Regions from separate parts of the Homo sapiens genome. Here region 1 is linked to region 2. The links are chromatin loops, found by intact Hi-C in ENCODE. Cell type or tissue: endothelial cell of umbilical vein. All regions are shown on one strand. Each heading gives the region's core, and the rest is flanking DNA. Links, peaks and the distances in the headings are about the cores only. Region 1 overlaps BICD1 (BICD cargo adaptor 1). Region 2 overlaps BICD1 (BICD cargo adaptor 1).

Region 1 (15,121 bases), core at 4,782-7,281, 160 kb after region 2:
ATTCAGCCTAGGTGACACAGCGAGATCCTATTTAAAAAAAAAAAAAAAGACAAAAAGAAAAGAAAATTACAGTATAATTTTTCTGTGTTGAAGAGCTTCTGCTGGACAAATTTTCAGTCTTGGTCGGCAGTTTAACTCAAGAACAGACTCTTCTATCTTCACTTCCAGCTTACATAAATTAGAATGGAGAAGAGAATTCTAAAGTATAAAGAATGTACACTGTTCTCTGCCCCAATTACACATCTGTCTCACGGCTTGTTAGGCAGCATGATGAATAAGCGTGTCATCTCTCTCCATTTATTTGTGCATCCATTTTTATATCCATAGTCTATAGAGACTTTCATTGCTTCTCACAAATTTGTTTAAACTTTTAATAGTGATATATACAGACTTCCTCATCTAAGCACAGACACGATTTCTATTTAGGTCATTTCTGTGCAGTCACTTCCTCTTCCTAGGTCATAGCCCTGTAGTTCTATCATACATAGACTGTCTATTTTAATAGAAACCTGCAGCAATGGTGGAAGGAGGGGAACGGGAGTCATTTCATCAGAAAGATGCATTGTATCTACTGGAGAATTTTCTTGTCTTAGAAACACTAGAAATTATATTTTCTGGAAATTTCAAATTTTACTAAAATGTGGTCATTGTCAATTATGTAACAGGGGCTTTCCTTTTCAATATAGCGACTATCAGTAATAGTGCTGGAAATATGATAACAGGCCACATTCTAAAAATTCATTTCCTCTTTAATTAGGACCTAACTCTTGGAAACTCCTTCATGTGAGCTGCCACAACATCATCTAAAAGCAAACTGCCAAAAAATCATCTTAAACCGCATCATCTAAAAGTTATTTTGGCAAAATGCATGGTCTCAAATGGAAGATAATGACAGCTAAGATAGAATTTAGAATGAGCCCCAGCACTTTGGGAGGCCAAGGCGGGTGGATCACTTGAGGTCAGGAGTTCGAGACCAGCCTGGCCAACATGGTGAAACCCTGTCTCTACCAAAAATATAAAAAAATAGCCAGGCGTGGTGGTGCATGCCTATAATCCCAGCTACTCGGGAGGCTGAGGCAGAAGAATCACTTGAACCCAGGAGATGGAGGTTGCAGTGAGCCAAGATCACGTCACCGCACTCTAGCCTGGGCAATAGAATGAGACTCTGTCTCAAAAAAAAAAAAAAAATTTAGAATGAGCACGAAGTTAATGAATAATACCTCAGTCACATTCTAGTAAGAAACCATTCCTCCTTGTGGGAATTAGAGCCCTGCCCCCAGAACCCTGGCTCTGAGGTTTGACTTCTGTTATGTACTGACAGTCCCCATTACGCTCATGGTTCCATGGTGCCAGCACAGGAGTGGCTGATGACAGAGGCTGACATGTCATGCACATCATTCTGTCTATCTCATTGTTTAGTGTCTCTTCCTTGGTAAATGCTCTCTGATAGGTGTTACCATGCAATCGAAAGATCACACACCTGATACTACTATGTGTCTATCCATTTGCCTCTTTCCTAGACATCTTATCCCTAGCCTTTCAAACTTTCTCCTTCTGGATCCCTGCATATGTACACAGTGTATACAATGAACTGTAATTAAATAAACTACATAATTTACTTATTGATTAGGTCTCTTTTAAACTATTTCTTGTGAGTTCAAGAAAGCAGAGATCTTTGTAGTTTTTTTGTTTTGTATTTTAATTACTACTGTATCCCTAGCACTTATAATAGTGTGTGGCAGAGAACAAGTACTCAGTAAATAGTTGCTGGGTGAATCCATACTAAATATAAATCTTTGTCAATTAGTATATGTGTGAGAAATATCTATTCCTAGTTAGAGGCTGGTCTTTTCATTTACTTTATTGTAAATGATGTTTGAATGAACAGAAGTATGGAATTTTAATGTAGTTAAATTTATCAATCCTTATTAAGCTATTTTTTTGTTTCTTATTTAAGAAATTCTCTGCTGCAAAGTGATAAATATGTTCTGGTATATTTTCTTCTAACCCATCTTTCCCCCACTGATCTGCAATGACATTTTTGTTGTTAATTAACTTTTATTACCAGTGAATCTGTTTCTAGGCTCTCTATTTTGTTTCATTGTCTGACTATCCTTTTTAAAATAAGTTTTTTTAGAGACAGGGTCTAACTCTGTTGCCCAGGCTGGAGTGCAGTGGCACAATCATGGCTCACTACACCCTCTAACTCCTGGGCTCAAGTGATCCGCCGCAGCCTCCTGAGTCACTGGGACTACAGGCATGGGCCATCACTTCTGGCTAATTTAAAAAGTGTTTTTTTTGAAGAAATGGTGTCTTACTGTGTAGCCCAGACTGGCCTCAAACTCCTGGCCTTCCTCCCACCTCAGTGTCCCAAAGCACTGGGATTACAGGTGTGAGCCACTGCACCCAGCCTATCCTATTTATTTTTATTTACCATTATTTATTTTTAATTGCTGGACAGTTTGACAAGTCCAGTTTGAGCTAGTTATGTATCACATCCCATTTGCAAGGGTTGTTTGTCTTGTTCAAAGGACAATGAGTACAACCAATGTCAACAGAAGTTGTTTTTCTTCCTTCGAAGAGAAGGGATGCGCCAGGATGGAGAGTGCCTGCATTCCTGCCCATCAGGGTACTATGGACACTGAGCCCCAGATATGAACAGATGTGCAACTTCTCTCGGAGAAAACAAAATAAAAAATACGTCATTGGTCCATGTTCAACTGCCCATCGTAAAAAAGAAATACATCATTGGATAAGCAACTTCATTCAAAAGTCAGTGCCACAGCAAGCAAGAAATTAGAAGCTTGTAAAAATAAGATGGAATTTTGAGCTGGGCACGGTCGCTCATGCCTGTAATCTTAGCGCTTTGGGAGGCCAAGGCAGGTGGATCACTTGAGGTCAGGAATTCAAGACCAGCTTAGCCAACATGGCGAAACCCCGTCTCTACTAAAAATACAAAAATTAGCCAGGTGAGGTGGTGAGTGCCTGTAATCCCAGCTACTTGGGAGGCTGAGGCAGAAGAATCACTTGAACCCAGGAGGCGGAGGTTGCAGTGAGCCAAGATCGCGCCACTGCACTCCAGCCTGGGTGACAATAAAAATAAATAAATGAAATGAAAATAAAATAAGGTGGAATTTTCACCCATTGACAAAAAGTTAATAATTATTATTGTATCTAATTTCTGGACATTGAATAGCTCATAAGCCAACCTACTTATGAGCATCTGTTTTCTGGATGAGCTTCAACCGTTGCAAGTGGATTTTTCTTCTTTGGACTACTTGTCAAACTGTAGTGTGAATCAGAGGAGTTTAATACAGATTGCTGAAGTTTTTGATTTGTAGGTCTGGGATGGGACTTGAGAATTTGCTTTTTTCCAAGTTCCCATGTGATGTTGATACTGCTGGTTCTGGGACCACATTTTGAGAAACTTTGTTGTCAATAATGTGCCCACAGCTGCATTATTTTTTTTTTATTTTCCCAAGAATTAATGTCATCAGATTTAAATAGTAGTATATATTAATACTGAATGACAAGTTAGAAAGATAGATTTGTTTAAAAGATAATATTGGAAATAGGCACATGAATATTTTGAACTTAAAATAAATGTTTCAGTGATTTTTATTAAAGTAATATGAATATTGTCCTCCAAAACTTTGATGATAGAGTTTTGTTTCTTTAATGTGAATTACTTTCTTACATTGTGAAAACTTAGAGCATATTCTTCCTCAGGCCTAAGTACTGTATAGGAACTATTAAGTGAGAACTTTAACAGTAATTCTCCATATGCAAAAAAGCATTTTTACTAGTCTGTACTTAACAACTTGCAAATTTGCTTTTATCCAAAAGGAAGAGAATTAGAGAAATGATTTTAGTAAGAAATGCTAAAATCAAAAAGATAGGTAAATATTTAAGGAATCATTGTAGTATTCCCAACAGTTTTATAGATGAAATTTTAAGTTCTCTGGGTTATAACTTGCTTTCTGATGCCATTATAAACCTGATGGCTGAGACACTGGTCGATCACCCATTAGGAATATATGCTAAAATTGTTGCTTTCAGTTTTTAAAATATGGCTTAATTTTATGTTTGCTTAAAATTGGTTTGTTTTGGCCTGGTAATATCTCGGGTCCCACACATATGATCATTCACAATTATCATATCGGGCTGAGCAGGGTGGCTCACGCTTGTAATCCCAGCACTTTGGAAGGCCGAGGTAGACAGATCACATGAGTTTGGGCCCAGCCTGGCCAACGTAGCAAAACCCCATCTCTACTAACAATAAAAAAATTAGCCAGGCGTGGTGGCACGTACCTATAGTCCCAGCTACTCGGGAGGCCGAGGCAGGAGAATTGCTGAACCCAGGAGGCGGATGTTGCAGTGAGCCAAGATGGCACCACTGCTCTCCAGCCTGAGCGACAAAGCCAGACTCCCTCTAAAAAAAAAAAAAAAAATTATTATTATTTAGTTTTATCTTCTCTATCTGTTAATGAGAGAGACTAAAATAATGATGAAGAAAACATTTTAATATGGTATATGAATAGTAATAAAATAATATAATAAGATGTATCTCCAAAATCTGAATCTAATGGTACTATATTCGTATTATAGCTGATTCTTTACAAAAAGCAGTCTTGGCTTACTGGAAAATTCACATTTTAAAAGTCGATCAGTTTCATTTTTTCTGGAGAATGTTAGCTTTACTGAAAGTATAAAAGTTTCGTTGTTGTAGACACCAGGTCCTAATAAAAACAAGTAAAAGAAGAAAAAGTTTGTTATGGGTGGAACTGATTAAGTGAGGTACCACTGAAGAATTAAAGATATCTCACACATACTTTGATTAATTAAATGGTGAATAAGAACTTGTTTTAATCTCATTATTCAAGTCACTAAAATGTTAAACAGGTAAGACAAAAAGGCAATTATTACAAGTTTTTACGTAAAACTATGATAAGATTTTTTAAAAAGTGAAACACCACCCATACACACTGAATTCATTTGGCTGGTATTGATTCTGAATATGTATTTTATAATATTTCATTGGCCTTGACCCACAAACTAAACACAGACATTTTCTCAATTAGTCATTTTCAGGTTTATTGCCTAAGATGCTAATTGAAATTCAGGGCAGGCAAAAATACATCATTGGCCTTTGTATATCTTTGAAAGGCCTTCTGATGGGACCTTGCTCCGTATAAAGGCTTCTCTTCTCTGCAAACTGAAAGGGACCCTGTGTGTGAAGTGTGTTCAGTGGGGTCTTCAAGGAACAACATAGAGAGCAGCCGCTGGCCAGCCGGAAGCCACCATGCGCTGTCCTCAACAGAGCAGCTCCAGGCTGTATGACCCCCAGGCAATTAGGCACCAAAAGAAGATGCTCACACTTTCCAAAATTCTTTCCCAGGGCTGGGGGAAGGGAGCCAGACTTGGAGCCCCTATGTGGAACTTAGTCTCCAAGGAAAGAAAGCATGTTCTCATCCTACAAACACTCCATTTTCTCCCTGAATTAGTGTCCTTTCTTTGAACCAGATGAGACTTCGCTCAGAGCTGGAGGCTATGGCCCCTTAGTTCTGTTTCCACAGTGCTTCCAGCCCTCTCCCCAGTTTGGAGGCCCCCAAAATGAGGCGCTTATCTCTTTGATTTTGTGAAAGAAAATGCACAGTTCGTCTATTTGGGGCTTCTGAAAGATGTTAGGCCCTGAAGAAGGTTGACTGGGAGACTGAGTGGGGAGTGACAGACCATGACCTTAATTACTGACCTTTTGTTATAGATTAACTTCCTTCCTATTTTATTGTTCCTGGCCCAGACCAGATAGCACTTGAGATAAAAGATCCCTTGATTATTACATCCTTAATGTGGAATGTTAAATACTCCCTTCCCCCAAGGAATCACTGCCTAAAACCAGTCAGATTGCTGCGACTGTGCACTAACCTTGTGTGGAAAATGCTGTCATCCTGTTAAGCTTCCCCATACCGTGCCTGTATAAACAATCCTCAAACCTCGCTGCTTCAGAGCACTAACCCCATCTTTTTGGAGTCCTCCTGGGTGACCCTCCTCAAACTTTGTGCTCAGTATTTTAATCCTATTGCCTGGATCTCGATTTAAAGTTGATAATTTTCAGAGAATTCTTCATTTTCTCTTTGCATATTTTATTGTTTCCTTTCCATCTGTTTTTCTTTTACTTACTGCCTGAAGCCAAGAGACAATGTCAAGGTGTCTTAGTGAAAGGAGCTCATACTTAAGGGTTCCTGGGTCAAAACCTACATCTCTCATTTCTTAGCTCTATGATCTACCTGTTTCCTTAATCTCTCTGGGCCTCAGTTTACCCATTATTGTAGTAAAACATGTACTACAAGTTACTTTTTATTTAACTACTTATGCCATATTTAATTCCCAACCACTAATATTACATATTAGTTATATATTGTTAAATCATAATGTTCTTTCACTATTTCTTTTATGACTGAGAAATTTCTTTTCAATGTATAAATCATATACATGTTGCTCCTGGACAAAACTGAGGGTCAGGCTGCTACTTCTCCTGGCCCAATAATGAGATGCAGACAAACTGGGGAAGAGAGGTTTTATTTTTGCATTTGGTTACAGGGAGAAGGCCTAGAAATTGTCACCACACCAACTCAAAATTACAAAGTTTTCCAGAGCTTATAAACCTTCCAAGCTGTATGTCTACATATAAGTGTGCATTCATCTAAAGACATAAGTGATTAACTTCTTTTAATCTATAACTAAGATCTGAGTCCTGAAGACCTTTCTCTGGAGCCTCAGTAAATTTACTTAATCTAAATGGGTCCAGGTGCTAGGGTGATTACCCTTATCTTGTCTCCTGCTAAATCACAGAGGTTTGGGGAGTTCCTTCAGACCTCCAATAAACTTGTGTGTGGAGGCCTGGGGAATTTCTTCAGACTGACAATAAAACTTGTTTATTCCAGTCTGGCCAACATGGTGAAACCCTGTCTCTACTAAAAATACCAAAAAGTTAGCTGGGCGTGGTGACGTGCACCTGTAATCTCAGCTACTAGTGAGACCTGGCCTGCCACAATGTGGTTAAGGAAACATATTAAAACATTTTTAAAAATCAAGATTTTCCATTTCAATGGCCTTGTAATTGATTGAAAAGTTTATTTTGAGTCACATGGTGTTCTAGACTCTTGTGGAGGGTTTAGATTGGAAAATAAGTAATGACAGTGAAGCAGTTGTTATGTTCGTATAAAAGAAAGAAAAGAAAAACCCACAGGACTTTATTTGGTTTTAAAAGTCTATCTGCAAAGATATAGTTTATAGGAAAATTCAATTCCAAATGTTTCTCATTGCTCTGGAGTGTGTGAAGAAGAGGCCTAAGAATATTCTTAGGAAGGCAAAAACTTTCAGATGCAGTTCATATGCTTGACACCTCTGTTTCACTTTTGGCTGACTTGTGTAGTCTGATTTTTGGTCACTGACAGGCTCAGCATCATGAGTGTGCAAGACGTAAGGGAGGCAGGACCTTGTCTTTTCAATGGTGTCTTCCTGGGTGGCTGCCAGAATTCATCATTATTGCACTCTACTCTCATAGCCTCGATTTCTGTTTTTGTTTGCTTTTACTGAAATTGGAGTAGTGACACAGAGTCAGATCATTGAAAAGACTCACAAGATTCCAAAGGGTATACTGGTAGAGTATAAACTGGAGGATAAGGTACAGCGGGAGAAAGCAAGTACCAGCAGACACAGAGGGGGCTGAGACTCCTGCAAGCAGCGCCTTTCCTCAGGCTCACTGGATGTGCTCTGTGTTTGGGTGTGAACCACCAAGATGCATGCATGATATCTGTTTTCAGGGAAGCCAAGATACAAGTGTACAGAAAAGCCATTATACCCCCGTCACATTGCTGAAACTGGATGATTAAACCACGTACCAAGCGGTGTCTAAATTTCAGTAATAATGATCAGCTAGTAGAGGGTGCCTCAAGGCAGTTTCAGACTTTAAATAACATAGTAGAAATCACTAGCTAGTCCATTTCATCCTTATCATTGTTGCAGAACTTTCTCCTTAGTTCAGCTAAAACCGGGTTCTTGTCACACAACCGGAAAAGATTAGGCTCAGGGACACATAGAAGGGTGAGGGGCAGAATTTATTGGGTGAAAAGGAAAAAGGAAAAAGAACTCTCAGCAAAGCGAGAGGGAGTCTTGCCAACAGGCCCTCCACCTCACAGACTGAACACCAGGCCACCACACAGGAACTGAAGAGGCCAGGCTCCTCCCCGCTGAACAAGCGTAAACTTCTCTTGGCTCCACCCTCTTCCCCCAGTGTGCAGGTGGGCATTATTCAGAGAGAATCAGCTGAGAAAGGGCAGGCTTTATCCGGGACCAGCAGTCCAGTTCTTCAGCCTTCAGGCTCTTTTAGGCTTGAAGGCAGGGTTTCGTGGGGGACCTTGGTAAGAAGAGTTCTTTTCGACACTTTAATGTAGATTGTAAGAGGTAGAAAAAAATTGATCACATTTAACATATAGTTACTTAAAAACACATCTTTGAGTTTTCTAGACTTCTAATATGATTGTAGAAAATCAGCGTGGCAGCCAACTTAAGACAGATCAATACCTCGAAGTCTGTAACTTTAATAAGAACATCAGAACTGAAATTCTATATTAGTTACCCTATTGTACTCACAGTCATGGAATACAGAACAGGAAAGATTCTGGAAACACATTTTGATAGTCAGGGTCACAGATATTGCTCTGTTTCAGTAACCAGGTTTTCTACTTATGAAAGTTATTTAAAAGGCAATGAATATTCAAAATGTGAGCAGCTATTGCTACCATTAGCTCCAGAATCAGTTCTGAAGAATTTGTAGGAAGTCATCTTGAAAATAATAAAGCAATATATTTTTCAGAAATAGTATCCACTAAATCATAATCTGAGGCCACTTTACTGAGGCGTTTATATTTATATTTATATTAATTTGTTATTTTACACAGAAAGGGAAACTATGACCTAAAGACAGAGATAACAATAATCTGATTAGCATTAGCCACCCCATTCCAACAACAAATCACGTTAATAAGGCATTTTTAGAAGTAGCAAAGCATAGTGGTTAAGAACATATGTTCTAGAACTAGACAGTCTGAGTTTGACTCCTGATACCACTTATTTTATTCTAAAACTTTTGGCAAATTATTACATAACCTCCCTTGCCTCAGTTGGCCAAGCTGTAAAATGGGACTAATAATGGTGTCCAACTCACAGGATTGCTATGTAGGCTAAAAGGTTAAAAGAGTTTTATATTTCTAAAACAATGTGCTTGTAATAGTCTTGGCACATTGTAAACATTGTGTAAGTGCTTATTAAAAATAAATTCATGCTTGTAATTGAAGATCGCCATATGAGATACACATTCTAGTGATCTATATGTTTATCATTAGATATATGATATATACACACACTCATATTTCAGTCCCCTGAGGGATTAACTTTTAATCCCTTGATTTGCAAATCAAGTTGTAAATTACACGTATAAATAAAATACCTTTGTAGTGATTCGTTCATTATAAAATTATGCTAACTATGTTGGTTTTCATGTAGGCATAAGCTGGCTCTATAAATAAAGTTTGAAAATAAGTAAGGTATAAAGGAACCCTGGCGGGATAGATAAGATACTAGGAACAGTGGTTTGGGAGTGAGGATGGGAAGTAGACTGATGTGGAACAAGATGGGAGTGAGACTTTTTTTAGTCACCGTCTATATTTTTATAATTTCTGGGTCTGGAATCAGTATCTCCTCATCCTAACTTGTTCATATGATGAGTTAGAGTCATATCTGCCTGCTGTTAGTTTTTTCAAAGAATCTTCAAATGGGGCAACCCCCTTTGGGTCCCCTCCCTTTGTATGGGAGCTCTGTTTTCACTCTATTAAATCTTGCTACTGCACTCTTCTGGTCCATGTTTGTTACGGCTGGAGCTGAGCTTTCGCTTGCCGTCCACCACTGCTGTTTGCCACTGTCGCAGACCCGCCGCTGATTCCCATCGCCGCTGACTCCCATCCCTCCAGATCCGGCAGGGTGTCCGCTGTGCTCCTGATCCAGCGAGACTCCCATTGCCACTCCCGATTGTGCTAAAAGCTTGCCATTGTTCCTGCACGGCTAAGTGCCTGGGTTCGTCCTAATCGAGCTGAACACTAGTCACTGGGTTCCACGGTTCTCTTCCATGACCCACAGCTTCTAATAGCTCATCGCATGGCCCAAGATTCCATTCCTTGGAATCCGTGAGGCCAAGAACCCCAGGTCAGAGAACACGAGGCTTGCCACCATCTTGGAAGCCGCCCACCACCATCTTGGAAGCGGCTTGCCACCATTTTGGGAGCTCTGTGAGCAAGGATCCCCGGTAACATTTTGGCGACCATGAAGGGACCTCCGAAGCGTTTGTCTCTTCCAGAATTGAAACTGTAAAACTACAAATGGTTCTTCAAATGGAGCCCCAGATGCAGTCCATGACTAAGATCCACCGCAGACCCCTGGACCGGCCTGCTAGCCCATGCTCCAATGTTAATGACATGGAAGGCACCCTTCCGGAGGAAATCTCAACTACACAACACCTACTATGCCCCAATTCAGCAGGAAGCTGTTAGAGCAGTCATTGGCCAACCTCCCCAACAGCACTTGGGTTTTCCTGTTGAGAGAGGGGACTGAGAGACAGGACTAGCTGGATTTCCTAGGCCGACTAAGAATCCCTAAGCCTAGCTGGGAAGGTGACCGCATCCACCTTTAAACACGGGGCTTGCAACTTAGCTCACACCCAACCAGAGAGTTCACTAAAATGCTAATTAGGCAAAAATAGGAGGTACAGAAATAGCCAATCATCTATTGCCTGAGAGCACAGCGGGAGGGACAAGGATCAGGATATAAACCCAGGCATTCGAGCTGGCAACGGCAACCCCCTTTGGGTCCCCTCCCTTTGTATGGGAGCTCTGTTTTCACTGTTTCACTCTATTAAATCTTGCAACTGCAAAAAAGAAAAAAAAAAGAATCTTCAAATGGCTATTGATGCTAAAGAAAGTTCTGAAGGAGCATTCTCCAATGCAGTTATTTCCTACAGAAGATTTTAAGTGATTTTTTAAAAAACTGCCTCTTTTCTAAAAATATTTCAGCTTTTATTTTAGATATGGGGGTACATATGTAGGATTGTTACATGGGTATATTGGATCCAGGTAGTGAGCATAGTAAGCAATAGGTAAAAAAATGACCTCTTATTCAAGAGGGTACCTCATTACTATTTACAAAGTGCTTTCAAACATTCTTTCTCATTTTTTCTGACAACTCTGGACGTCCCCCCCTACTTTTAGAAGAAAACTAACAGTCCCAAAAATGTTTTGGTGTAAGTCAATATATGAACCCAGGTCCATGTCCAGAACTGTTTACCACTCACCTCTTTATAAAACGGTAACTGTGGCCAGGCACGGTGGCTCACTCCTGTAATCCCAGCACTTTGGGAGGCCGAGGGAGGTGGATCACTTGAGGCCAGGAGTTCAAGACCAGCCTGGCCAATCTGTTGAAACCCCATGTCTACTAAAAATAGAAAAATTAGTTGGGCATGGTGGCACGCACCTGTAATCCCAGCTACTCGGGAGGCTGAGACAGGAAAATTGCTTGAACCGGGGAGGTGGGGGTTGCAGTGAGCTGAGATCATGCCACTGCACTCCAGCCTGGGCAACAGAGCAAGACTCTGTCTTAAAAAACAAAAACAAACAGTAACAGTTACTTCTCTGAAGCTATTATTTTTTATCCTGTTACATATATCAAAGACTTCATTTGGGTAACTATATTCACGATTATTTTAAGCTTTCTTTTTCATTACCAATAGTTGGGCTAACCTTTATTTTCTGGATGGTAAAGGTGTTTTATAGCAACAAAAACAAACAGCTAAGTCAATCCGTCCAGGTACCCTGTTAAAGCTTCAAAGACTCTGGATCAGAATGATCTCTGCTATACACACATACCCAAAGAATAAACAAAAATGCTATTGCTAATATCTCTCAGTCCCTTGAGGGATTAACTTTTAGTCCCTTGATTTGCAAATCAAGCTGTAAACTATATTAATTCCCCCCTTTCTGTACCTTTCCTTTCGGATGATGCTCATCTAGCATTTTGCTGTCTTGAATACCTTCTCCTTTCTCATCCCTATATATTTTCATTCTTTATTTGAGTATAATTCCACTTTAACACATTACCTTAATGCAAACCATTATCTCCATTTTTGCTCACTTCTTTCCCTTTCACAGCACCTCTTCTCAATAAAAGTCTATATGTAGTGTGTTCCCATGGTGATGGGAACTAAAATTACTTATAATCAATGGTTTTTATATTGTCGCTGCTGCTTATCTCTTGGGTTAGGCCTCTCTTTGCAGCCAGGTCACAGGTAAGTCTATGAAGGTGAGATGAAACAATATTTACCAGAGATTGAACTACTTCTGGAATATTTGTGAATCCAGCCTTCACCATTATTGCACCATCTAGATTTCACATCTGTTTAGTGTATTACCAATATTTCCTTTTTCCATATAATGAATTCTTTTATTGTAGTAATTGTGGTATCAGGGCACCATGGATATTCATAGTTATAAGAAGATATTATCATAGAAGAAAATTGTCATGCCATCATTCATTATGGTGTTTTGCATCTTTGAATTTTAAACAGAGAAAGAGAAAGAACAGTCAAGCTAGTAAGCAAGAGATAACCAATCTACTTTGGGAAATGACCAATGGTTCTTGATTTCAGGGTAGATTATAGAAAAGAGAAAAGATTATAGTATTTTATATCTGCAAAACTTATTCCAAAACAAATCAGTAAATCCAGGTTAAAATACCCAGGTCAGACAGTCACATTTTTACTAATAAAAATTAACTAGCAGCCCGGGCGAGGTGGCTCATGCCTGTAATCCCAGCACTTTCGGAGGCCGCGGCCGGCGGATCACGAGGTCAGGAGATCGAGACCATCCTGGCTAACACAGTGAAACCCTGTCTCTACTAAAAATACAAAAAAAAATTAGCCGGGCGTGTTGGCGGGCGCCTGTAGTCCCAGCTACTCAGGAGGCTGAGGCAGGAGAATGGCATGAACCCGGAGGGCGGAGCTTGCAGTGAGCCGAGATTGCGCCACTGCACGCCAGCCTGGGCGACAGAGCGAGACCCTGTCTCAAAGAAATAAAATAAATAAATAAATAAATAAATAAATAAATTGCAGCCCATTGAGTGAACTTTAAATGATCATGCTACTTTGTGAAATAGAATATCACATTACTAGATCTGTTGTGTGCTGGACAAATGCCAGCACAATGCAGTACTTTGCTGATATAGTGTGGAATAGATTTTGTGCTGCAGCAAAGCTGTCTATAGACTTCAAAAAACAAAGGTTATATGAGCATTAACCAAACTGTTTAAAATCTTACAGTTTCAAAGGACCACATATTCTATGATTCCATTTATATGAAATGTCCAAAATAGGCAAATCTATAAAGATAGAAAATAGATTAGTGGTTACCTGGGACTTGCGGGGATAGAAGCATTACAGGGTCAGGGCAGTGACCTTCCCTAAAAGATACAGAATTTATTTTCTAGGTGATAGAAATGTTCTAAATTGATTGCGGTGGTGGTCACAACTATGTGACAATATTAAAAATCATTCAATTGTATACTTTAAATGAGAGAATTGTAAATATATGAGTTATAGCTCGATAAAGTGATACCAAAAGAAAGATCTTCCCCAAAAAGCTTTCCCGTAAAAATACATGTTCCACCCAATTAAAATGCAATGTCAATACGTATTCGTTTATTTTATTGCTTAAAATAATGTGTTCTTTTGCACAAAGAAGAAAAAATAGAAATCAGAATGTAAGAAGACAAGTCATTTATGATTTATTTTGCACCATTTATTTCAACTGTTTAAAATAAAAGGGCCGATTTTATGCTGCTGTCAAGGTTTTGCTTATGATAAATGTTTGAAGTGACACTGAAATGTGAACTGGTTGTGAGACAGGCTCTCCTTGGCTTCTAATGGAGGCAGGTATCCCATGGGACAGATGCTTGTATTGCTTCAAATTCATTGTAGGAGAATTAACCCTTCGTGGTGCCACTTTCTTCATATGAATTAAAGTGAAAATTGCCAGGGTCAGTGGCTTACGCCTGTAATCCCAGCACTTTGGGAGGCTGAGGCGGGTGGATCACCGGGGTCGGGAGTTCGAGACCAGCCTGACTAACATGGTGAAACCCCAACTCTACTAAAAATACAAAATTAGCCAGGCATGGTGGCACATGCCTGTAATCCCAGCTACTTGGGAGGCTGAAGCAGGAGAATCACTTGAACCTGGGAGGCGGAGGTTGCAGTGAGCCAAGATCATGCCATTGCACGCCAGCCTGGGCAACAAGAGTGAAACTGCATCTCTAAATAAATAAATAAATAAAAATAAAGTGAAAATTATGCAGTATGGGTTTCACTGTAGTTTTACTACTCTTGTATAGAGGAGGAAAAATTTCTCCTCTACCTTCTTACAATCTCTGGCTAGGCCTAAGAATTAAACTTATATAATACAGATTAATAGAAGAGAAGCATACAAATTTTATTATAATTTTACTTGCACATGAAAGTCCTCACAAGACAATGAAGACCCAAAGAAGTGACCAGAAGTAGTAAACTTATATATCTTTTAGATGAAGAAATGATAAATTTGTGAAGAAGTGATAAGACAAAGCAGTTTGGATTATAGGCAGTAAATTGTGAGGAAGTCACTAAAAATATAGAGGGGGAAACTAATGGAAGATAAGGGATATTTTAGTAAGTTTGTACAGATCTATTTCAGAGTCAATTCCAAGTCTCAGGTGATAAAGATGTTCTTTTCTTCCTGGTACAGGGAGGGCACCTTTCTCCTGGAAATTTTAATGGTGTGTTTTTAAGTAGAAAGGGGGAGGTCAAAAGGCTTTCCTGCATCTGCTATTTCTCCATTGCTTTCAGCTCTAAATAATCAGTATGCCAAAGTGGCATATTTTGGGGTGGCACGTCCTGAAGTCCTTCACTTGTTTACTCACTCGTTGCTAATCAGGACTTGATCATCTTTGTCTCACCCCTTTTTACAGCCGTCCAGCCCTATGCTTT
Region 2 (15,121 bases), core at 4,984-7,483:
CAGCAGTAATGAGAAAAATGTGAAAAAAACGTTTTGTAGGAATAATGTAACTGTGGTTTCTTAATACAGAATAATGCAAATACCAACTAAAATTTTTTCTATAAATATTTTAATATATATTTTGTTCTATATAGCAGGAGGTTAATAAAAATTTACCAGCATTATTTTTACTAAACGATTCTTGTTCATATATTTATTTTCAGTTGCATTTAGCATAAGTGAAATTCGAGATTCCTAAAAAACTGGTTTATACAGTTATATAAAAATGTATTTTAGGTAATAAAATTATTATAGTTGATTATTTGATAGTGAGGCCTATTATTTTTATTCTTTAAACATAGAATATACTTTAGTTGGAAATATAACTTAAATGAGTTAAATTGATTTCAAGTAACATTTCTTGTATGAAAAGTAAATCCAAAATAATTGTGCAAACTGAGGTGTTCCAACACCTCAGTTTTGAAAAATATTTTGTGAGTGTTTTGATTTTTCAAAAGAAAGTTTTGCTCATCAGGTATGTATAGTAAATGATGTTGCATTATATCTATAAAGCCAAGCATAAAATAAATCTTTGCTTATTTCTAGGATTTTTGAACAAATATGATTTATTTAAAAATAATTGAACCAGTTTATGGGAATGTCAACAGAAAACTACTGTATTAAGTCCAAATTGGACATTAGTAATTTGCAGTATAGCAACATGGCTCAGTCTTTGCAGATCATTTTGTTTTCCAGAGTCAGTACCCACCAATGTTGCTACCTTCCTTCCCAGGCTAGGTACTGCTGTGACAATAATGCAAGTCGGCAGTGTTGCCTAAAGATGTGCAAAATCAAGAAGATGAAATTCATTAAATTTTTTTCCTAGTTATTTCTTCCCTCAACTCAATTGTTTTTTGACCTGGCCTGATGTTGTTTAGTGCTCTGCATGGACTACTGTAATTCAGCTCACAGAAGAACACACTTGAAAGAATAGTACTAAGGATTTGAAAAAAGGATGACTTCTGACATCATCAAAGTGTTCTCCTTTTCATGATTCTTTGGGCAGCTGGACAGAGCAGTATGTCCACTAGAATACTTGAGTCTGGTTTTGTGATTTCACAAGTAACACTTGCTCTTCAGTGACCTGAGTGAGGGTCACCCATGCCCAGTTATGTTCAGGGCCTGGCTGATTATATGTTTGGGATGTACGTAAATCAGCACTGTGCGCCTGTCACCCAGGCCAGAATAGTGTTTGAAGAAGAGTCATAGCTCCAAAATAACCTGAAAACTAAAAATATACATATATAAAAATACCTTGGATCTAAACTTAAGAGTTTTTTTTACACCGCATGTTCTCACTCATAGATGGGAATTGAACAATGAGAACACATGGACACAGGAAGGGGAACATCACACTCTGGGGACTGTTGTGGGGTGGGGGGAGGGGGGATGGATAGCATTAGGAGATATACCTAATGCTAAATGACGAGTTAATGGGTGCAGCACACCAGCATGGCACATGTATACATATGTAACTAATCTGCACGTTGTGCACATGTACCCTAAAACTTAAAGTATAATAATAAAAAAAAAGAGTTTTTTTTTAACTTAAAAATGGTTGAAATTTAAAATGTTGTAAAGTTGAAAAAGAGCCCCTTAGAAAGGAATGATTCAGCATTACTGATGGCATTTTAAAAAGGAAATGTATCTGTGAGACAGCTTTAGAAAAGTTTTGCAGCTTGGATACCGTAAACTATGCACTAATGAGCTTCAACCCATTTTCTTGCTTATTTTGTCAACCCTGACACCAAGGATAGTTACCAGCTGCTGAAGAAGCACTTTCTGGACATTGGGCAGCTTTTTCTTTTGGAGCCAACTCTATTCTTTTTCAGGGTTATAGTTAAATCATTCAACACAAAAATATGTACTTACACAGTTTTAGAGCTTGTCACATTGGTGACCTGATGAATGCCACTTAAATTACCTAGATTCATCTTTAAGCAGAATTGTTTTCCCTTCAGATGCTTAGAAAGATTGTTAGTTTCTTTTATATCTTTAAGTTCTAAATCACAAAATCATATGGCAAGAAAAACCCCAGATTTCTTTTCCAATCTATGAATAAACATAAAGAGACAGTTAATACTTAATTGATCTATCTGAACTATGATTTTTAACTTCTCTCATTGTTTTTATTTTTTTATTTTATTTTATTTTATTTTGAGATGGAGTCTCGCACTTTCACCCAGCCTGGAGTGCGGTGGTGTGATCTCGGCTCACTGCAAGCTCCACCTCCCGGGTTCACGCCATTCTCCTGCCTCAGCCTCCGGAGTAGCTGAGACTACACGCATTCACCACCACACCTGGCTAATTTTTCGTATTTTTAGTAGAGATGGGCTTTCACCTTGTTAGCCAGGATGGTCTCGATGTTTTTAAAGAAAAAATATTTACATTTATTATCAAATTAATCTTAAAATCTAAAATACATTAAGATATGCTTTTGGAAACTGTTTACAAACAACCTCAACAAATAAACATCATCGCTTTCAATCACATTTCTTTTTTTCTGGACCCAGTTGCTCTAACTTGCACTATCCCTTTTTTTTTTTTTTTTTTTTTTGAGATGGAGTTTCACTCTTGTTGCCCAGGCTGGAGTGCAATGGTGTGATCTCGGCTCACCGCAAATTCTGCCTCTTGGGTTCAAGTGATTCTTCTGCTTCAGCCTCCCGAGTAGCTAGGATTACAGGCATGCGCCACCACACCTGGCCAGTTTTGTATTTTTAGTAGAGATAGCGTTTCTTCATGTTGGTGAGGTTGGTCTTGAACTCCCGACCTCAGGTGATCCGCCTGCCTCAGCCTCCCAAAGTGCTGGGATTACAGGCGTGAGCCCCCACGCCCAGCCCCTTCTTTTTATTTGAAATCAAGATTTCGTCTCTGGCGAAGTTATTTCTCAGATATAACTTAGCAAGAATTTATCATCTTTTATCACATTCCCCATGTTTATGTGAACATGTATGACAGCGATGGTTTGAAGGTTTCTTCAGAACTTTCTGCTTGCAAATATTTTGCCCTATCATCCCCTTAAATATAGTTGTACTCATGGATATTGCTTTCCAAATTTGAAAATACGGTAATTAATTACTTGCATGTTGAAATATACATAAAGGACTTGCCCACACATAAGATTCCACCTGTAATTATGGCTTTGAGGAGAGGAGGGCATGAAGGGCTGCATAGTCTTAGTATTAAATAATTCATTACGCTAAAGGAGAATGCACGTAAAGTCAAGTGGCAGGAGATGCAATTGTGAAAGGGCCATGGCCACATTTTGTCTTGGGGATGTGGAGCCATTGAAAATAAATGAAACAGTCACTGTGTTTAATCTCACCAGTCTTCAAAACAATTCAGAGGGCTTACTGCTCATTTTTACTGATAAGAAGATAATAAAAATAATAAAGCATTGACTTAGGTACAAGGCTCCATTTAGAACTAGGTTCTTTACAAGCCTCACCTCTAATTCATGCAGCAATCCTTACTCAAGGTAGGTGTTTCTTGCATTATACAGAAGAGGAAACTGGGTCTTAGAGAGGTTTAGGTCTCTTCCCAGGGCCACAAAACTAAACGATGAAACTTGGAAGAAGCCCACTTTTTTTTCACTGCATCATACTACCTTGAATATGAAATATCTCTGCCAAGTCTACAAGTGCAGTATAGAAGGTTATGGTGATGGTCATAGTGGGTGGATTGAGGCTGTGTGGTGGGACAGACAGTGGCAGTAGGGATCGTGAGGAGGGGGCACGTCTAAGAGCTATTTGGGAGGTAGGGTGGAACAGGCATTGGATGTTACTATATGTGGAAAGTGAGGAAGACAGTGGAGCTGAGAATCTTCTCAGGCTGGATAGGAGGTGGTTCTATTTACAAAGGAAGGTATTATGGGGCAGAGCAGTTTTAGAGGGTGAAATTGATGCTCAAGTTACATGAGTTTCTGTTGTTTTTGACACAGGGTTTCTCTCTGTCACCCAGGCTGGAGTGCAGTGGTGCTGTTACAGCTCACCGCAACCTTAACTAACCATCCTGGCTCAAGTGATCCTCCCATCTCAGCCTCCCAAGGAGCTGGGAATACAGACCCATGCCACCATGCCTGGCTAATTTTTTTTTGAGACTGAGTCTCCCTCTGTTTCCCCAGCTGGAGTGCAGTGGCATGATCTCAGCCCACTGCAACCTTTGCCTCCTGGGTTCAAGTGATTCTCCTGCCTCAGCCTCCCAAGTAACTGGGACTACAGGAGCATACCACCATGCTTGGGTAATTTTTTTTTTTTTTTTTGAGCTGGAATCTCACTCTATCACCCAGGCTGGAGTGCAGTGGTCTGATCTCAGCTCACTGCAACCTCCACCTCCCAGGTTCAAGCGATTCTCCTGCCTCAGCCTCCTGAATAGGTGGGACTACAGGTGCCTGCCACCATGCCTGAATAATTTTTTTTTTTCCAAGACAGAATCTCGCTCTGTCGCCTAGGCTGGAGTGCAGTGGCGCAATCTCGGCTTACTGCAACCTCTGCCTCCCGGGTTCAAGTGATTCTCCTGCGTCAGCCACCTGTAGATGGGATTATAGGCGCGCGCCACCACGCCTGGCTAGTTTTTGTATTTTTTTTAGTAGAGACAGGGTTTCACCATGTTGGCCAGAGTGGTCTTGATCTTCTGACCTCGTGATCCACCCACCTTGGCCTCCGAAAGTGCTGGGATTATAGGCATGAGCCACCGCGCCCAGCCTAATTTTTGTACTTTTAGTAGAGAGAAGATTTCAAACATGTTGCCCAGGCTGGTCTGAAATTCCTGAGCTCGAGCGATCTGCCTGCCTTGCCCTCGTAAAGTGTGGAGATTACAGGCATGAGCCATTGTGCCCAGCCACATAAGTCCTTTTAATTCATGTTTTCTTTGCTGGGGAAGCGTACATTGCATGATGGATTCAGATCCTCAACTTTCTTTTTTTTCTTTTTTTGAGATGGGGTCTCATTTTGTCACCTAGGCTGGAGTACAGTGGTGTGATCGTGGCTTACTGCAGCCTTGACCTCCTGGGCTCAAGCAATCCTCATGCCTCAGCCCCCAAGTAGCTGGGACTACAGGTGCACACCGCCATGCCTGACTAATTTTTGTATTTTTTTTGTAGACACAGGGTTTTGCCATGTAAGCCAGGTTGGTCTAGAACTCTTGAGCTAAGGACAGTCCGCCTGTTTTGGCCTCCCAAAGTGCTAGGATTACAGGCTAACTTTCAATTTAATAAAAAAAATTAATTTGTGCAATTGGTTGTTATTTTATAGAAGCCTAATTTCTAGAATATGGGATATAAACAATTTAATAATGTTTTCACCAGTTAGTTTGATTGCTTTCTAAATTAGGAAAAATGAAAACAAATAAACGATGGGCAAAAAAGCTGACTGGGGACAGTAAGGTCTAAGAAGGCAGCCTAAGTGGAAAATTAGCCCTTACTCACCATTTAGGGTTATGGGGGCTGGGAGCAACAGTCCTCACTGCTCACTGACTAATCTTTATCAATCTTATTTAATCTTTATTGAAGATGCATTAGCATTTTTAATTTAAGTGGGTTTTTTTCCTCTTTTCTTTTGGTGGGGGGTGTGGGCGGCGGGGGAGTTTCAATATGTTGACCAGGCTGGTCTTGAACTCCTGGCCTCAAGCGATTCTCCCTCCTCAGCCTCCCAAAGTGCTGGGATTACAGGCATGAGCCATTGCACCCAGCCTTTTCTATTTTTCATTTCAAGAGTTTGCTTTTTAAGAATTAAAATTGTGTAATTATGACAGTTTTTATTGCAGTACTCCAAGCTAGAGAAAAGCATATATAAATTAATAGTTTTCCCTTCTTCTCCCACAGTTCTGTCTCTGTTGTTAACACTTTGCTGAGTATTCTTCTGTACTTGTTTTAAATGTCTTTAAACATATAGGCAGGGTTTTTGTGTGTGTGGTGTTTTTGGTTTTTTTTTTTTTGCTGTTTTTCTTCCTTTGTTTTTATAAAAACAGGATCTTGCAGCCTGGTGTTTTAAATTTAGTAGTATGTCCTTTCAAAAGGCAGGTATTTACGAGACAAAGCTGCATTTTTAAAGCACTGGTGAAGTGTGAAGAAAATGAGACCGATTAGGGAAGAAAACCCGAGAAGCTCAGAGTTTGGGTGACCCTGGGGATGTGGGAAGGTGGTGAAAATGGTACCCTGAGGGTAGCATGGATGGTAAGTGAAAGAGGAAAAGGTGTAGGTTTGCATAAAAGAAACTGATGGAATTTGGATGCCCAATAGCAGACCCAGGGGAATGATACCAGGGGAAAAGATGGACAGTTTTGTGGGTAAATTAGCAGTGATTTTGATTCCTTGTCTTGTTAGCTGCTGATGGAGATACGTGTATCAGCATAATACCTGGCTAGTTTCCATGGCCGGCAAGAGCCAGTCCTGCAGTGTGACCACATCCTGTCCATTCTGGGTCTTGGTGGCAAGCCAGGATGATTCAGGCAGTTGGGCTTTATTACGTTATCCCTTCTTTGCCCTCTGAAAGCTGAGTTTTGAAATAGTTAGGATCTTATACAACATCTCAGATTCAGCATGCTGTGCAGGAGGTGGGGAGAAAAGGGTACAAAAGAGGAAAATGTTCAGTGAAGGTGTTATTACAATGGAGGGGAATATGAAAGTGGAAATTGATACCTTTTCCTCTTGGGATTTAATTAAGTCTATAAAATTAAGGTGTTGCAATACATAATGTCTATGATTTTTTTTTACCAGCTCTAAATCTCTGAGATGGCTGTGTTTTAGAGCTGCATGTTCTGCTTATTTACTGCCTGTCCTTTACATTTCAAATTCATTCAATATTTTTCCAAAGTACAGAATAGTTTTGCCTAGTTGCAGTAATTTTCACCTAGACTTCAGGGATCTTCCATCAACTCTTTTATGTATTTTTTCTCCTTTGTTTTTCCACTCTGGTCACTCAGTTCTAGCCAAGATAGTCCACCTTATTTTAGCACTTGTACTATGTCTCTGTCTCTGTCTGTCTGTCTGTCTGTCTGTCTCTCTCTCTCTCTCTCTCTCTCTCTCTTTCTCTCTCTCTCTCTCTCTATATATATATATATATATGTAATTTTGAGATGGAGTCTCACTCTGTCGCTCTGACTGAAGTACAGTGGTGCGATTACAGCCCACTGCAGCCTTGACCTCACAGGTTCAAGTAATCCTCCCACCTCAGCCTCCAGAGTAGCTGGGACCACAGGTGCACACCACTATGCTGGCTATTTTTTTTTTTTTTAACCTGATTTTGTTTTTACTGGAGGCTCAGGTGGCCCAACTAATTTTTAGAAATTATTATTTGCAGAGATGAGGTTTTGTTATGTTGCTCAGGCTGGTCTTGAACTTCTGGGCTCAAGTGATTCTCCCACCTCAGCCTCCCAAAGTGTTGGGATTGTAGGTGTGAACTACTGTGCCTGGCCTTCTACATTTTTTTTTTAACCATTTCATAGTTCCCTTTTTCTTTGAACACTTGGTCCAAACTCACTTTTCTTCTGGATTCATATTTTCTGATCTCACCTATTATGTTATAGAACTGATATGTTACGTTTGTTTTCATTGATGCGTCTGTACTTGGCTTCAGAGAGCAGAACAAGGCCCTGTGAGTCACTGGGAGCCAGATTTTGGATCAAAATAAATCACTTTCTGACAAGTGTAGTTGTCTAGTAATGGAATGAGGCAGTCTTCTTAGGAAGTAATGAATTCCCTGTCACCAAAAGGGAGAAGCTAGTGAGCCACTTGCTGAGAATACTCTATGGGGAGTTGTCCTTAGGAAGGGGTATATCTAGAATGATCTCTAAGGTTCATTCTTATTCGGATTTCTTTGATTTTTATCATTCCAGGTGTTCCAAATAATTTGATAAGTTTATGTTTTTTATACTTTTCCCACCACCAGAGCAGTGTTTCCAACATGGTTAAATTGTTCTGCTTTAATGTTTGGCATTTCACACTATTTGATGACTGTAAACATTTGGAATGTTTTCACAGTGTCTCAAAACTTTATTTTGATTTATGTTTTGCTTTATTTTCAGAAGAAAACTAATGGGTAATATAAAGCTTTAAGATGAGTGTATCTCTAAATTTGGAGAGCTTTCAGTGAAACTGTACATTTTGAAGCTACGTGGTTGCATTGAGGGAGGTCTACAGCCTCCAGAATCTTCTTTTTCACACACACGGGCACATGTGCATGTGCATGACTTTATATTTTGTCATTTACGCTTAGTCATATATATATATATATACACAAATATATATACACACACACACACACACACACACATATATATATATATATATATATATTTTTTTTTAAGACCATATTTCGCTCTCGTTGTCCAGGCTGGAGTGCAATGGCATGATCTCAGCTCACCGCAACCTCCACCTCCCAGTTTCAAGCAATTCTCCTGCCTCAGGCTCCCGAGTAGCTGGGATTACAGGCATGCACCACCATGCCCAGCTAATTTTGTATTTTTAGTAGAGACAGGGTTTCTCCATGTTGGTCAGGCTGGTCGCGAACTCCTGACCTCAGGTGATCTGCTCGCCTCGGCCTCCCAAAGTGCTGGGATTACAGGCGTGAGCCATCGCACCGGCCCGCTTAGTCCAATATTTTATTTTATTTTATTTTATTTTATTTATTTTTTTTGAGATGGAGTCTCACTCTGTCGCCCAGGCTGGAGTGCAGTGGCGCGAACTCGGCTCACTGCAAGCTCCGCTTCCCTGGGTTCATGCCATTCTCCTGTCTCAGCCTCCCAAGTAGCTGGGACTACAGGTGCCCGCCACTACGCCTGGCCAATTTTTGTATTTTTAGTACAGATGGGGTTTCACCGTGTTAGCCAGGATGGTCTCGATCTCTTGACCTTGTGATCCGCCCGCCTCGGCCTCCCAAAGTGCTGGGATTACAGGTGTGAGCCACCGAGCCTGGCCTAGTCCAATATTTTATAATCTGCATCGTCAACTAGTCAGGCCCCAGAATCTGTGGGTTCAGCATCCTTGGATTCTGCATCCTTGGATTGAAAATATTTGGAAAAAAAATTGCATCGGTACTAAACGTATACAGGCTTTTTTTGGTCATTGTTCCCTGAATAATTCAGCATAACAGCTATTTACATAGCATTTACATCGTATTAGGTATTATAAGTAATCTAGAGATGATTTAATGTATACTGGAGGATGTGTGTAGGTTACATGCAAATACTACACTATTTTATCTCAGAGACTTGAGCATCTGTGGATTTTGGTATCTGCAGGGGGTCCTGGAACCCCCACACCCTCACCCAGACTGAGGGATGACTGTATTTACGTTATCTACCACTCTGATGTTTTCTTTTTGCTTTAGATTGCCCATTACCTCTTCATCTGTTTCATTTATTCATTCAAAAATTTGTATTGAGTGGCTACTGTGTCGGGCATGGTGCCACTTGCTGGAGATACAGCGTTGAACAAGACAGACCCAATGGGGCTGCCTGGGTGGAGCTTATGTTTCAGACTGGGAAGAGAGTCAACGAACATCCACACATATTTCAGTTGTGAGAGGTGCCATGAGGGAAGAGACAGACTGGCTGGGGAAAGCGTGATCAGGCAGTCTTCCCCAGGAGGTGAGACTTGAGCCCAGACCTGAATGATGACAAGGAGCCAGTCATGTGGAGACTGGGGAATGTGATTTTTAAGAAGAGGACAAGTGCCAAGATCTGCGAACTCTGTTGTAGTTGTTAGGGGAAGGGATGGGTTACCATGCTCTGTAAAAATGACCATTCATATTTGAAATATGACCATTCTGTAACACAGTGTATTGCCTACTGGATTTTTCTAATGAGGTATTGGGTCTCAACATTGGAAATGTTTGAGCAGACCTTGGATATCTCCCTGAGGTCTTCTCTGAGAAGAGGTGGGTAGGAACTAGTGACTTTCAATACAGACTGTATGTTAGAATCACCTGGGTGATTTATAAAACTACTGCTGCCTGGACCCCACTCCGGGAGAGTTAAATCACTCATTGGAAGTGGAGCCTGGCTTCAGCATGTGAATCCCACTTCCCTTAGAGATGCAGCCAGGGTAAAGAACCCCTCTTCTATATTTCCAACTTGAGGACTAAATGACCCCATGGGCGTAGAAGTGTTTAGTAAGAAAATCTAGTTCCGGGTGCAGTGGCTCATGCCTGTAATGCCAGCACTTAGGGAGACCAAGGCAGATGGATCATATGAGGCCAGGAGTTTGAGACCAGCCTGACCAACGTGGCGAAACCCCATCTCTATTAAAAATACAGAATTAGCTGGGCATGCTGGCATGCGCCTGTAGTCCCAGCTATTCGGGAGACTGAGGCATGAGAATTGCTTGAACCCAGGAGGTGGAGGTTGCAGTGAGCTGAGATCGTGACACTTCACTCCAGCTTGGGCGACAGAACAAGACTCTGTCTCAAAACAAAACAAAACAAAAAACTGGGAAGTTATGAGCTAATACATAAACCTTCATTGCACAGTCTTTTAAAATTTGTTGTTTCTACTTTCTGAAAATGAAAATATTAAATCCTTCCTGAAAACAGAAAATATCAAAAACTTAACTGCATTAGACAGAGATATATGTTAACTTTGAGTGCATTTAATTTTGTATTCTTGAGTACTGTTTAAAGTGTCTTTTAAAAGTTCTCTCTTATTGTGTCTATTTATTTTATTCTGTTTGCAGTTTTTATGCCAACTTTACACATTTGTAAATAGAATATTTAAAAAGAATTTTTTTTGAGGGATTGATCTCTAACTTCTTGGTGACTTATAGTTGTTCTTTTGGTTGTACATCTTTACTGTTTTCCAACATTTTAAGGAGAAAAAGCACTACTCTCAAATGTAATATTTAACTGCTGTGTTTCTATCTTTAAATATAGAATTGAAAATGAGAACCTGTTTATATTTATGGGAGCAATAGCAATATGTGTACAATAACAGTAGCAATTTCCTTAAGAATGTTCTGTTGCAGTTTGGCGTGGGTCTGTGATAGAAGGTTCAGAATGATGGGTCTTTGTTTTTCTCTTGCATACTGCAGAGTAATGTGGAATCAAATACCACTATTGAAGAGCTCTTAGTCATCAATTTTTGAAACTGAAAGAGGTTTATATTGTAAGAAGGATGGGCCCTGTTGATAAGCCTCACTGATTGCTACTTGCTAGATGGTTTTAGGAGATATCTTGAAGTTGACCTTGTGTGAGGTTACTGGATGGAAACAGCATGAGTTTAATCTTGTACATGACTTCTTTTGTTGAGCTGGAGATACTATTGTCTTGCAGATTATCTCTTTGGCACGCATGACCATTTTTTTTTTGTCTTTTAAATCACAAACTGGCTTTCTTTCTGCTAAGGTTGGTGTGCTTAGATTCTTTAAGCTCCAAATCTCAAGAAAATATAGGAAGGAAAATCAACCATTAGAGAGAGAGAGAGAGAGAGAGAGAGAGAAAAAAAAAAGGAAAAAATATAATGTGCTCCAAACTGATTATAAATAGCTTTTGAATTGTTGGCTCCATAGAATTTTTTTTTTTTTTTTTTGAGACGGAGTCTCGCGCTATTGCCCAGGCTGGAGTGCAGTGGCGTGATCTCAGCTCACTGCAGCCACCGCCTCCTGGGTTCAAGTGATTCTCCTGCCTCAGCCTCCCGAGTAGCTGGGATTACAGGCGTGTGCCACCATGCCTGGCTAAGTTTTTGTATCTTTAGTAGAGACGGGGTTTCACCATGTTGGCCAGCCTGGTCTTGAACCTCTGACCTCATGATCCACCTGTCTCAGAGTGCTGGGAGTACAGGCGTGAGCCACAGCACCTGGCGTCCATAGATAATTTTAAAAATTCATACCAGATCTTAATTAATGTTGGCATTAAAAACTAATGGTGGCTCATGCCTGTAATCCCAGAATTTTGGGAGGCCAAGGTGGGTGGATCACTTGAGGTCAGGAGTTCAAGACCAGCCTGGCCAACATGGTGAAACCCTCTCTCTACTAAAAATATAAAAATTAGCTGGATGTGATCATGCGTGTCTGTAATCCCAGCTACTTGGGAGGCTGAGGCAGGAGAAACTCTTGAACCTGGGAGGCGGAGGTTGCAGTGAGCTAAGATCACTCCATTGCACTCCAGCCTGGGCGAGAGTCTTGTTCTGTCTCCAAAAATAAAAATAAAAATAAAAATAAAAATAAAAATAAAAGCGCTGAGGTGGAAGGATGGCTTGAGCCCAGGAGGCAGAGACTGCAGACAGCCAAGATCGCAACACTGCACTCCAGCCTGGGCAACAGAACAAGACTCTATCTCAAACAAACAAACAAACAAAGAAAACCTACGGTTAATGATATAGTGATCTGAACAACAGAAGATCTCAGTTTGTCAAATTTTTTTTTTTTTTTTTTTGAGACAGGGTCTCACTCTCTTGCCCAGGCTGGAGTGCAATGGTGCAATCTCGGCTCACTGCAGCTTTGACTTCCCAGGCTCAAGTGATCCTCCTGCCTCAGCCTCCTGAGTAGCTGGGACTACAGGTGTGAGTCACCACACCCAGCTAATTTTTTTGTATTTTTTGTAGAGACAGTGTCTCACAATGTTGTGCAGGCTCGTCTCAAACTGTTGGACTCAAGACATCTACCTGCCTCAGCCTCCAAAGGTGCTGGGATTACAGGTGTGTACCACTGTACCCAGCCTCAGTTTGTTAATATTTTACAATAATTTAGAAGTAGAACCCTTTCTTAAGGCTGGGCGCGCTGGCTCACACCTGTAATCCCAGCACTTTGGGAGGCCGAGGTGGGTGGATCACGAGGTCAGGAAATCGAGACCATCCTAACACAGATCGAGACCATCCTAACACAGATCGAGACCATCCTGACTAACATGGTGAAACCCCCGTCTCTATGAAAAATACAAAAAATTAGCCGGGCTTGGTGGTGGGCGCCTGTAGTCCCAGCTACTCAGGAGGCTGAGGCAGGAGAATGGTGTGAACCTGGGAGGCGGAGCTTGCAGTGAGCTGAGATCGCGCCACTGCAGTCCAGCCTGGGCGACAGAGCAAGACTCCGTTTCAAAAAAAAAAAAAAACAAATAACAAAAAAAGAAGTAGAACCCTTTCTTAAGAGCATTCTCAGGTCTTCTATCTTAATTACTGTAGTTATTTCCAGTCATGTTTTATAATCAGGTGCTATTTTTCATTGTGGCATAATAAGTAATATATTTTTGTAAATCATGTTGAAGTGCTTGAGACAATACAAGCAATTATTTGCTAAAATTTAGACCAGGGTCTCAAAACAACAATTACATTTTTAGATAATGGTCACAGTAAGTCTTTTCAGAAAAAAGCAACGAAGAAAGCTCTAGACCAATGAGATTTTAGTCATCATTAATCAATGCCAAGCGAAAAAATCTTAAGATGTATTTAAATTTGTGATGCCAGTGTGATTCAGAAATTTGAAAAATGGATTTCAAAGTAATGCTGTGAGCAGATAGGTCATTGTATAAACATAACTAATGGTTCATTCATTCATTCCTACAATAATGATTCAGTGTCAGATTTGGGTGTTGAAAATACAGCAGAGAACAAACACAACAGAAGGTCCATATTTGCGGAGCCTACATTTTGTGGGGGAAGAGAGATGATAAACAAAATGAATGAGTTAAGTAGATAGCACGTTAGATCATCCAAAATGCTATGGGGGGAAAAAACCCTGGGAATAGGGAGATGGCATGTGAAGTGGAAGAAGGTTATGATTTTCAATAGAGTGATCAGAGAAAGCCTCATTGAGAAGACACACTAAGGAGGCCATGTGGCTGGAGGGGACTGAGTTAGGGGGTGAATAGTAGGTGAGACCAGAGGGGGCCACATGATGTAGCAGCTTCTAGATTATCAGGACTTTGGCTTTTGCTCTGAGTGAGATGGGAAACTTTCAGAGAGCTTTGAGCAGAAAAGTCACAATGTTCTGCACTTTTTCCTTCATTGAGATAACCTCTGCATACATTCAAGCACGACTAAGACCCCCTTCAGGGAAAAGAAGTTTTCATTAACTCAGTATCCCATGAGGTATATGGCATTCTCTTCCTTCCCACCATAGCAGGTGTTTAATAGGTGGTTATGGTATTGCACTGATTTAGGCTGGGAAAAAATTAAAGATGAAGTTATTAAGACAGCCAGTTGTGGTCGGGCACAGTGGCGCACGCCGGTAATCCCAGCAGTTTGGGAGGCTGAGGCGGGCGGATCACCTGAGGTCAGGAGTTCAAGACCAGCCTGGCCAACATGGTGAAACCCCATCTCTATTAAAAATACAAAAAATAAGCCAGGCGTGGTGGCAGGTGCCTGTAATCCCAGCTACCCGGGGGCTGAGCCAGGAGAATAGCTTGAACCTGGGAGATGGAGGTTGCAGTGAGCCGAGATTGCGCCACTGCACTCCATCCTGGGCGACAGAGCAAGACTCCGTCTGAAAAGAAAAAAAAAAAAGACAGCCAGTTATTTGAAAAGAGGTTGGAGTAGACCACTTGTTTTAAAAATAACCACTTGTTTGCCTAGGTTAAACCCATTTACTCAAAAGACACTGCGCTGACTTGCCTGGTTCCTTGTACCTGAATCTTTACCTAAGTGTCTTGTGCTCTCTGTCCTTTATTCTCCATAATGCGAGCTATCCAGTAGACCCTAGCCAAAGGGGACATAAAGACAGTCTCAACATTGTATTACTGGTTCTGTGCTACAGTTGTCATTCAAGTTCCTGAGAAAATGGAATGAATGTCTGTTATTCATTTATTTATTAAATCTTTAGAGAGCATCATCTATATGCCAGGTATTATGCAGGCTATACAAAAATTAGGAAGACGTGATCTTTATTTTTAAGTTACTTATTTGTTGTTGGAGGCAACAGAGATAAATGAATTGTGATATTTTACTGGAAACAATATGAGTTTTTGAGTTAAGAACAGACTGTGTTTGAAATCCCTTTAGCAGCTATGTGACCTTAGGCCAATATTTGAAATGATGTGAACGTTGGTTTCCTCCTCAGTAAAATGGAGAATGATAATAACTATAAGTGGTAAGGAAAAATGCATGTGAAGGATTTAATACAGTATCTGACACATGACAAGCACTTGATAAATGATGGATG

The links. Peaks named below come from ENCODE experiments on the same cell type or tissue, not always from the same donor. Only the 100,000 strongest peaks of a DNase experiment are listed, where the experiment ranks them.
Region 1: a loop joins it to region 2, with 1.9 times the contacts of the local background. A loop is called at or near these places in 3 of 110 quality-filtered maps.

Annotation. Positions count from the first base shown.
Region 1 is chr12:32,265,686-32,280,806 of GRCh38, forward strand. All of the region lies in intron 2 of BICD1 (BICD cargo adaptor 1), which reads left to right. Among named protein-coding and RNA genes, the nearest start is that of FGD4, 130 kb to the right of the region's middle. RefSeq lists an enhancer at 419-528 and a silencer at 5,777-5,977. In endothelial cell of umbilical vein, for the core only: no CTCF peak of the experiment used is centred there; a DNase peak (open chromatin) is centred at 5,896; H3K27ac peaks cover 1,209 bases.
Region 2 is chr12:32,109,428-32,124,548 of GRCh38, forward strand. The region is part of intron 1 of BICD1 (BICD cargo adaptor 1); the gene reads left to right. Among named protein-coding and RNA genes, the nearest start is that of BICD1-AS1, 9.5 kb to the left of the region's middle. RefSeq lists enhancers at 9,488-10,104, 10,910-11,619. In endothelial cell of umbilical vein, for the core only: no CTCF peak of the experiment used is centred there; a DNase peak (open chromatin) is centred at 6,464; H3K27ac peaks cover 1,518 bases.